Linked DNA regions of Homo sapiens: region 1 is linked to region 2. Evidence: chromatin loops called from intact Hi-C (ENCODE). Cell type or tissue: heart left ventricle. All regions are shown on one strand. Each heading gives the region's core, and the rest is flanking DNA. Links, peaks and the distances in the headings are about the cores only.

What was found. Peaks named below come from ENCODE experiments on the same cell type or tissue, not always from the same donor. Only the 100,000 strongest peaks of a DNase experiment are listed, where the experiment ranks them.
Region 1: it touches region 2 in a loop (1.8-fold over the local background); 1 of 110 quality-filtered maps calls a loop at or near these places.

What each region holds. Positions count from the first base shown.
Region 1 is chr4:185,677,671-185,683,056 of GRCh38, forward strand. SORBS2 (sorbin and SH3 domain containing 2) reads right to left here. Exons shown (of 27, transcript NM_001395207.1): 6 at 1,126-1,152; 7 at 753-877. Among named protein-coding and RNA genes, the nearest start is that of SORBS2-AS1, 92 kb to the left of the region's middle. In heart left ventricle, for the core only: a CTCF peak has its summit at 3,149 (motif pointing right); no DNase peak of the experiment used is centred there; H3K27ac peaks cover 1,797 bases.
Region 2 is chr4:185,867,395-185,872,780 of GRCh38, forward strand. It overlaps a transcript of SORBS2 not described here. Among named protein-coding and RNA genes, the nearest start is that of SORBS2, 58 kb to the left of the region's middle. In heart left ventricle, for the core only: a CTCF peak has its summit at 577; a DNase peak (open chromatin) is centred at 3,227; H3K27ac peaks cover 3,486 bases.

The DNA.
Region 1 (5,386 bases), core at 305-5,304, 190 kb before region 2:
AAAGTTGAAAGAAAAACAGAGAAAGTCCAAGTTAGTCATGAAAGAAACCAGTGTCAACCTTGCCTTTACAGAAGTAAAGCAATGCCACACCTTCTGATTATGCTATCCATTTTGTTAGCTAGATTGAGTGATCATTTTCATTCCATTTAGAATGCACTTATGTTTATTATCAATGTTTGCCCTTGGGGAAAAAAGTGTTGCCAGAGAATACATTATAACATTTGCTCCATCTACATTCAGGGAAATTATGTTAAAAGTGAACATATGTTCTCTTGGCATATTTTATTAGACTTTGACATATATATATATAGTTTATTTAATAGCATTGTTTTATAACAATTTTCATGCTTGTGGCACAATTTTACTAATATCTCCAACACAGAGCCCTTTTAGTTAATATAATAGTTGCATACTCATAGTTATTGAATACATAATGTATTGCTGACCTCATCAGTTTAAATCCAAAGCATCAGCTGTCAGCTTTTAAAGAATTAGAATATATCCTAGAGATTATGTTAAAAACCGACATACTTTGATAAGCTTAATCAGAAACAAAACCAAACCAAACCCTTGTTTGTTAAAATTTGTTCTCCATGTTGTAAATACAAACCTGGCAAGCAAACTAAATACAAAAGCAAAAACATATTAAAAATAAAACGTATTGAAATACGCACATTAGGAAAGAGGCTGTAAGCAGTGGTCTAATAATCATGCCTTAAAATAATGCAGTAGCCAAGAGTGTGCAGGGTTACCTGAGTTGGTGATCTTTTATCTTGTAGGTTTGGTCGAACGCTTCTAAAACCTTTTGCTGCAAGAGAGGAATATGTAGCATCTCCGTTCAGTGTCTCCTGATTGCCATCATTGTAAGATCTCCAAGCTTTCATTAAGGGAAAACAATTGGATACAAAAATATCTACGTTCACTTAAACATTTTTTATAAAATTTATTTTTATTTCCAAAATCATTTTTATTTCCAAAATTGTAGTGTTCTTACTAGAGGTTTAATTTAATATGCATAACAGTACATGAAATTTAAATTTAACATGAAGTCAGCGATGTGGCTATGAATATGTTTTCTAAAAGTCACAAATAATATAATAATTATTCAGAATATTTTTTCTGTACCTGAGTCTGGTGACTGAGAATCACGCCCTGAAAGAAAAAAAAATGTTGAAATTAAGACTAAGGTGAAATAAATGAACAACCCAGTAAAAATAACATGGCAAAGAACTATATGCATTGTTTTTGCAAACATTATTTCAGTTTTAAAATCTGGGTATGTCAAACATGCCAAAGGGAGGCTTGTACATTTATTTTTACTTCAATTAGAATGTCATTCATTAAATATCTATAATATATAAATATCTATATAGTAAACACTCATTTTTCCCCTCAATAATGTTGCAACATGCAATTTTAATCTTATTATGGCAAAGATGAATATATGAATTTCTAAATATCAAATTAAAGGATCAAAAGAGATCTGGTTTATAAACAGCACTAACTCAAACTGCCAGATCCTTAGCTTCCAATGCCCTGCTGTTGATAAGCATATTTAACTCCTGTGTTACAGAACTGTATTCTGTAGTTCGCATTTTTTTTTACCTTAAGAAACTGTAGACCTGTCTACCATATCATGTGACATTTTCAAATTATTCTCGAGACTGAGTTTTTTTCCTATTGCAATATAAAAGTCATTTTATACTCAAATATGAAAAAACTGTTACAACATGTTCCACTGTCTTTCAGCTAGTAAGCTGTGGAAAATAAATTTCAGGACTAATAAATTGCTTTTGGTAAGGCAGTTGGCAAGTTATCAGTGATATATTTGTTATCAATTTTATTGAAGTTATATATTCCAAAATCTTCTATATGCACATTTGAGGTAATCAGTTTGCACGTTTAACTCATGTGTATTTTAAGTCATCAGCTTGTGTTGCCTGGTTTATTAAAGCACATGGTCAACTTTACTTAGATTCATTAAGCTTTAACTTTGGAGGTGATCCTAGGGGTTGGATCATTAGCCCAACCTGCTGTCCAGTCCTGGATTCCTTCTACGTGTTCCCCAGGACCATTATTAGATTCCCATTTCAATTCATAAAACAGGAATTTTACATGCTGGAAAAGTCTTTGTTTTTCTTTTAGTGCTTCAGCACAGTTATTTTCAAGTTTAAACACATGAACTTAGAATGATAAAAATGGGCTGAGAAATGCGAGCATCTGATTTTTAGATAAAATATTTGATATGGGTTCTTTCCAAATCAAAGGAAGGAACACAAATGTGAGTCAGCACAGAGTACATTAGAATGATTCCAGCTCAGGTGAGCTAGAGAAGACTAATGAATTCCCATTCTTTATGATCATTGATAACTTGGTATGGATTTTATCTCCAATGAATTTAAAATTGGAGTAATAAAATGGGTACCATAGAGAAAAATTACTTTGAAGAATTATGCATGAAATGTTTATTGGACCCTACTTCTAGAATTTGTACAATTTTTTGATTTTTATTTTATTTTTTAAAGATGGGGTCTTGCTATTTTGTCCAGGCTGTCCTTGAAATAGTGGGCTCAAGAGATCCTACAGCCTCAGTCTGTTGGTTAGCTGGGACTACAGGTATGTGCCACTGGGCCTGGCCCTTCTTCTAGGATTTGATGGAAGCAGAAATGATTGAAATTCTTAATCAGCTATATGATGAAGATAAAGAAAAATACAGTTTGACAAAAAATACAGAGCAATCATCAGAATGCTGCTTTAGGGCACTCAGGAGAGAGATTTAATAACCATGAGGCTGCCATCCACTGTGGACAATGAACAAATTTTGGGATTTGGGAAAGGACAACGAAAAGCAAATTTTGGAATTTGGGAAAAAGCAATAAAATAGCCCAATGCTACTTTATGAAAAGAGAAGCAGCATTAATAACAATGATTATATTCTGATTTTTTTCTTGAGGATAGGGAGTTTCTTTTATGCTTGGTTTGGTAAAACTGAGATAAAAAAGAAGGCTGTGTGTTAGCGCTGGGGACGAGGTAATGGGACCCAGAGGCTTGGAGGTGCAAGGGTGCAGGTGCGGTGAGAAAGAAGAAGGTGTACTGGGCGGGTCTGAAGGACACTAGAAATAAACTCCCTCTAAATGATAGTCTGTAGGGGGCAGGCTCTGTTTCTTCACGCTGGTCACCGTGTTGAAGATGAGGAGCCCCAGGAGACGGTAAGTGTGAGAATCAGAGGACAGTCACTCCAGGCTCAACTGTGGGTTTCTTCCTGGGACACTGGGCCCAGGGATTTCCAAATGAATCTGTCCCTGTGCCACTGGAAACATTAGACAGTAAGAGGGGTGGGCTGTTCTGAAGGGTCTTGCATCGCACAGTGGACACGAGTGTGCAGAATTAAGAGAAAGGAGAAAATGGCCATTGAGTCGAACTTCAGGATGAACCAGTATTTTAATAAAGCTTATGTTGATGATTAAAGTCTGCCTTGAAGTGGCTGGTCTCTCAAGGAGACTAAAGTACATTCATTTCTCTTTCTTTAAAATAAATCCAATTACAGATACTTGGAACACCCAGTCCTGATTTGCTCTTTTATTATAGTCTTCTATGTGGACACTTTTTAGCATAGCCCTGCTTTTATTTTATCCCTGCAGGAAAGACTAGGAGAGGGAGGACACCTGTTCTTTGGAGCAGGTAATAGAAAGTATCATGGATCCACATCAAGTAAAGAGAATATAGGTTAGAAAAAAAAAAAAAAGTCGCCCAGGTAAATGGCTTGGCAGATGTGTGGGGAAAATGGATTTCCCCAGATCTGCAGCATTATTGGTGCACATTCACTTGTGAAAAAAACACAAAGCTAGGACTAGGGGCCAGAGTCCTTAATTTCTAGTGTTCTTTAGTAGACAGTCACTGCTTCACTGAAAATCCACGAATGACTAAATGGTGTAAGTTTTCCCCTTTCCTGGCTGTTTTGCATGTGAATATTTTAACAAATAGGGTCTTGAAGAATGAAGAGCTCCACGTGCTCTTACCAGCCCTTTTCCTTGTGTCGAGGCACAAACTGGTGAGTCTCTGTCTGAGATTTTGTGCAAGACATTCCCGGTTCCATGTCAGGGGTGGAACTGGATGCCCTCCATGGCCCTTTCCACTGTTATCATTCTAACATGACAGCTTTCGTGTAGCTGTGTTTGTGATACGTGTCACATCGTAATCTCTACTCTCAGGTTTTATTTAAATCCCTTTTAACTGATATGCTCTATTGACACTATCACTATATTTTTCTTGAAAATTATTATTTTGATGCCTATAACTCATTTCTTTAGAAGACTCAAGTGCTTTTTAAGAATTATTTTAAAATGTTGATTAAATTCAGGTCAACTAATTGAGTGCCTACTGTGTTTCTATGTACAATTATAACCCTTTTCATTTATTTTCTTCATTTATTCTCATTTATTCTGACAAATCCTTGTGAGTCTGGGAAACGATTAAGCTTTCAGAGAGGTAAGAAATGACAAACAATTTTTCATTGGAAAGAAAGGAAATGAGATCTAGACAGACTAATTTTCTTAAGGGCATGAAACATGCAGGTGGTATCGACAAGACCCTGTCTCTTGGCGGAGTGGTCCCCATACTGCGGCATTCCTTTAGGCTGACAAGGGGTTTTGGTGAAATAAAATGTTTTCAATTGTTTCTCAATAGTCATTGTCTTGGTTTTGGCATAGGTTTAAAATATCCGTGTGTGCTCTGATGGATTGTCCAGTGGGAATTTACTTCTTATAAAAGGAAAAGAGAAAGACAGACTGACTCAGGGGACAAATAGGTGGTGACTCAGATTGACTGTCTGATCAGAGAAGGGAGTGAAAATGGCTTGGGACCTTTTCTGGAGGTTTTACATAAAGGCTGTTGTATTTTAACAATATCGAAGGCAATAAATATTTATCAATTCCCTTTTGATTCACATATAGACACTGTATCATATAAGTTCTTATGAAAGCTACATAGAATGCAGTTGTGCATATTAATGCTAACTTCTTTATTCAAAAATATAATGGAAGCTTCTTTGAAAAAGGGGGCCAGGTGTAGTGGCTCAGGCCTGTAATCCCAGCACTTTCGGAGGCTGAGGCGGGCGGATCACTTGAGGTCAGGAGTTTGAGACCAGCCTGGCCAACATGGTGAAACCAGGTCTCTACTAAAAAAAATACAAAAATTAGCCAGGCATGGTGGCAGGCACCTGTAATCGCAGCTACTCAGGAGCCTAAGGCAGGAGAATGCTTGAACCTGGGAGGCAGAGGTTGCAGTGAGCCAAGATCGTGCCACAGCACTGCAGCCTGGGCACAGAGCAAGACCCACCCGTCTCAAAAAAAAAAAAAAAGAAAAGAAAAGAAAAAGAAAAAGGGAT
Region 2 (5,386 bases), core at 243-5,242:
ACAAGATGATCCCTCTTCACCTGATATGAAAACAGGCACGAGTAGAGAGAAAATGCACCAGGGTGGACGGACTTCCTGTCATGTCTGCAAGATCTATGTTTGCATATCTTTTATTTCATTTTCATCTATAATACAGTAGGTGGACAATCTTAGTCCAAGAAGTCAGAGGGAGGAATGATCACATTTCTTGTTTAAGTCAGCTCAAATTTGAGTTCAACCATTGGACTGACAGGAAATGAAACCCAAATCATCCCTGCTTGCTTGCTTCCTTGAGCTCTATTCCTGTCATGCAAAGGTCCTGACACCGGTCTAGGCTAGGATTGAAGGGAGGTCCCAGGCATTAGGACAGATGTAGTCCATTATCGACTCTCTCTAAATTACCTTCAGGTCTGGGGACTCTACTGCTTGTTGCCATACTTGGCTCTGGGAGTCCCCAGAGAGGCTGGGGCACCTACACCTCGAGGGGGCACCGTCTCTAGGGGCATTACACAGCTAACCCTCAGGGGTCCCACCAACTATTCATAGCACAAATAGTGTCCCAGCTCTATCTCATCTGTTAGAAAATCTCTCCCTCTTGAGGCCTTTAAAGGCCAAGTCCTTTCTTCCCTTCCTTCGGGACATTCCCTAATCTCAGTTCATTTCAGCCTCCATAAAAGACAATAAGTGCCTCTAACTTCCAACAGGAATTTAGTTAGAGGGGTAGAGTAACAAATAGAAATTAAAAGCTTCTACTTTCCTTTCTCTTTTCTTTTCTTTTTTTCTTTCTTTTTTTTTTTTTTTGAGGCAGAGTCTCACTCTGTCACCCAGGCTGGAGTGCAGTGGCACGATCTTGGCTCACTGCAACTTCCGCCTCCCGGGTTCAAGCGATTCTCCTGCCTCAGCTTCCCGAGTAGCTGGGATTACAGGCGTGTGCCACCATGCCCAGCTAATTTTTTGTATTTTCAGTAGAGACAGGGTTTCACTATGTTAGCCAGGATGGTCTCAATCTCCTGATCTCGTGATCCACCCACCTCGGCCTCCCAAAGTGCTGGGATTACAGGCATGAGCCACCGTGCCCAGCCGAAAGCTTCTACTTTCTAAAAGACACCCCAGCTCCTAAAATTTCAAGAAGGAGGGATTAGTGCTAGGTTGAGGGGCGTGGAGGGAAAAAACGAAGACGACACAGACAAATGAATATTTTAGTAAATTGCCTCACCACTATTTAATATCATGAGTGTTGGCTAAGCACCACGTTTTTTGTGCCACCACCGGTTGTAATTTTTTTCATGTTGTGCCCTCTCTGTAAAGCCTGTTTAGGGGAATAGAGAAAAGCTAAAGGTGTTCGGCAAAACAGTGACAGGGACGCTGTCTCCATCACCAGGGGCAAGTCATGCTGTGTCAATATTCTACCAAAGAGTATTATTTTTGAATCAGTAGAGAAAAATCCCTTGTCTCAGGCAGTGGTTGGACACTTTGTCAGCTATAAATCACATGTTCGTTAAGTTAGCACAGAATATTCCACTTTAAATACAGGGTAATGAAGACAAACAGAATCCCAGGGGTTCAACCTGGAGGAGAAACAATGCTGATTTTATGGAGCATATGAGAAATACACAATCGCAGCAAACTTCTGAACGCTTGGACTGTTGGCCAAGAACTTGCCTTTGGTGGTGAGCAAGTGAAAACTGACCAGAACTCTGCCTAGTGTGGAAGAGGAGAGTACCACATCAACAAACCAGGCACTGGAATGGGCAGGTGGTTTTCTATTCCAAACAGCAAACTCTAAGAATAGCGATCTTATAAATAATTGAGAGAAAATATTTTCTTAATCTTTCTGACTCACTGGAGAACTGCATTGTGACACTTTTTCTTAATCTTTCTGACTCACTGGAGAACTGCATTGTGACACTTTTTCAGGTAGGAAATGTATTCAGTTGGTAGGAGGAACTGGAATAACTGCAGGTTAAACAAATACAAGGTTTATTTTTTTCTACTGAAAACAGTAGATATAGGCAGATCAAGACTTTTCTGAAGGGCCCACTGTATGACCCCTGTCTCAGTCTCCTTCTGTCTTTATGCTGCTACCCTGGGCATATGCCCTCATACTTGGCTCCTACCAGATGGCTGCTGCACCCTCAGCTCCCACACGCACATTCTAGCAAGAAGCAGCAGCCAACAGGTCAAGAGCAATAAGGCAGATGCGAACATTTCTTGAAGCCTCACTCATTCACCAAGCTGGCTGAAACAGATGCTGGAAAATGTAGTTGTCACTTGTGCATGTTGTCATTTCTGATGCAAATGGGGTTCTCTTACTAAGAAAGGAAATTTGAGTTTGGGTAGGCAAGTGGAGTGTCTGCCAGAGTCACCAGGCAGGGAGCAAAGTCTCATAGACAAATCCATGGAATTGGGAATCACTGAGCCTCATTTCTGCTTTGACTCTGCAGATTTAGCAAATTCCCCAGCTGCAAAAGGAAAATTCTTTTTCTAATTCCAGGAGAATGGATTTCTCGAGGAATAATTTAAAGGTGTCAGTTAATTTATTAACATTTTCTTCAAATAAAATATTCCCATAAGATGCAACCGTTCTTTTATGTATATAAGTTTAAAGAGGATAAAAAGTTGAAAAATCTTTCTTAATTGTTTACTGAGGGAGTAAGACTTTCAACCAACTGTACTGTAAATTAGAAATAAAATAATTATAACAACTAACCACTACAGTAATTTACACTGTTAACACTGCATTTTCAAACTTATTGGGCCATTGTATGCTCTAAACTTCTGCTTTTATCTGCCTTTTAAGTGAGGAAAATGTTATTGTCGTTATCTAGAGCTCACAGATTGAGATCTACTGCAAATAAACATGAATGAAAAGTTGGGTTCCCTGCGTAGGGGAATTGCAGAATTCGTGAAATCTTCAGGAGACGAGACACTGCAGTCTGACATAACACAGCCTGACCCAAGGGGTCGCACAGAAGACTGTGAGCTCTGAGCCCTGCATCTCTTCTTTTCATGACCCAATGCGGGCATCCCAACTACCCAGACAAAGGAGGCTTATTTGAAATAATTGGCAGTCACAGCCACGTTTTCAGTGTTATGTTTCAAACTGTTTGTCTCTGATCCTGTTTGAACTTTGATGACAATATCTGTGTCTCTAATGAGACCGAACTGCTGTCAGCATCTGAAAACGCTGCCCAGCTCGTGTCTGAGGTTGGCACGTTGGACGGATGCTGCGCTCGTTCCTCAGGGGGAACCATGCGGCTCCGGCTTTGCTCTCTCAGGCAGCTTCTGCAGTGAGTGCGCAGGTCGTGAGGGCTGCCCGGTGAATCCTGGGACTGGGCCTTGGGAGAGTTTTCAGAATCCACCTTTGGTGAGGTGATGTGATGGGAAGGAGCCCACTGCTGTGCTTTTACAGACCCAGTGTCAATCAAGGATTCCTTTTTTTTCTAAATAATTCCATGAACATTAAGGAAAGAAGCCACATTCATTCATTTCAACTTTCTGAACACCTGCTATGCCTCCATCACTGTGCGAGGATTTGAGGAGACAGGGTTAGATGGCATTGGTCACTCTCTTTAGCTTCTCTCCATATGCACAATAGTGATTACTGGACCCTCGGGCAAGTTTCAGGGAGTCAGATGAAATAACTTCCCAAATACAAAGTTAATGCAACTATCAAAAAGCAATTAGTATGCACCTTTGAATCAATAAAACCACACAGAGTCTATTCCCCTGTAATCAAAACAATGTTTATGTCTCGTCTTTAAATAGTGTACATGTCAGGCACTTGACAAATATATTTTAAAAGTGAATTTTGTTTTTTTTGTACCTTAACAAAAAGTTAGCCAGGTGAAATCCTTTTTCATTCTTAACAGTGTATTTCAAAATATTCACGTTTCCGAGAATACCGAGGACATGAAGCTCAGAAAAACACTAAGCCCATGAAACAAAGAATCCTTAGAGCGAAAATACAAATCAGCAAAAGATGGATTTTACAAATGGAAACACTAAGAGAGCTTAGGTAACTACAAGTGCTATGAGGAATGCCTGGGCCCTCCAGAAAGCCCAGCACAGCTTCCCTTTACTTACATATAATGCCTAGCGAAGGAATAAAATTCAGGGATGCTGTAATTAGTGGATGCTAAAACCCACACTCACAAGAAAAATACAAGAGCGGAAATGCTAAAATTCTCAAGACATGCAGGCAGTGGTTTCCTGCTGAAAGAGGTTTTGCAGTTCTTCCTTTCCTTGCCTTCACTAATGAGGAAATGTCCTCTATGACAGCAAGTCTTTCTCTCTCCACCCAAAGGCTGTTCTGTAGCTGACCGGCATATTGCAGGTCCTGTGAAAGGTGGAGATCGTTTCATCTGAGTCACTCTTGCTTGGAAATACACCTGTTCCCTAATGTGCAGCCCCTCGGTATTGTGCTGGCTTTCTAGATCTGAGTTTACATTTCCCTGTGCAGAATACCTTGACAAATGGCAGCTTTCTGTGACTGATGACAGTGCCTGGTTTGTATGAGATGTGACTTCCTTCTCTCAGGACTGTCATCCATCTCTAATGTCATACTGCTCATCAAAGCAAACCATACAGACTTTCTTTGGAAAACACTGAAATTGGCATGCATTTACTTTTAAACATTTATTTTCTCTTTTTAAAAACTTTACGTGTGTAAATTTAGGAGGTAAAAGTGTTATATTAAAAAATACAATGGATTTGAAAAATACATCAATTTGTCATCATGCTCTAGCCTCATTTTCATGTTCTGAAGGCACCCTTAATAGAAACTCTGATTTTGTTTGTATCTGGGGAGAAATCCAGGGGAAAGAAGAGAAATTCCATGAATCCTCCTACAGGCAACTTTTATCAGAGGCGTGTAACATACAGTGAATGCAGTTAATTTGGGCAACTGGTGCATGATTTATAGCTTTGAGGATCTAATCTAATCTGGGTCATTCCTCTTATTAGAGGTGTGACCCTGGGCAAACCACACGCATAGCCTTAGCTTCCATTTTCCTCCATCTGTACAAGGGGGATACTAACACCTCCTTGGCAGAGCTGTGGGAATTTCACAAGATGCACGTGCCAACATCTGTGCGCGTGGAATGCACTAAATATCAGTAAATGACCAGTGATGATGACAACGAAGAATGATGATATTTATCAATAACAATCACTTTCAAGGAAAATATTTTCATTGTGTTTTGAATTATTTAGACTCTCCATACCAAAAAAGGCCACAAGAAATTGCTTATCTTTTATCTAAGTTTTTCTAAGCCACCAGAGCCTAAAATCAAAATGATTTATAGATTAATTTCAGGAAGAGAAAAAGAGAAATGTGGTTGGGGAGAGGGAGAAAGAGGGAGGGAGGATCTTTTCTTCCTTTCTCCTGAGCTTCCATCTTGTCCCA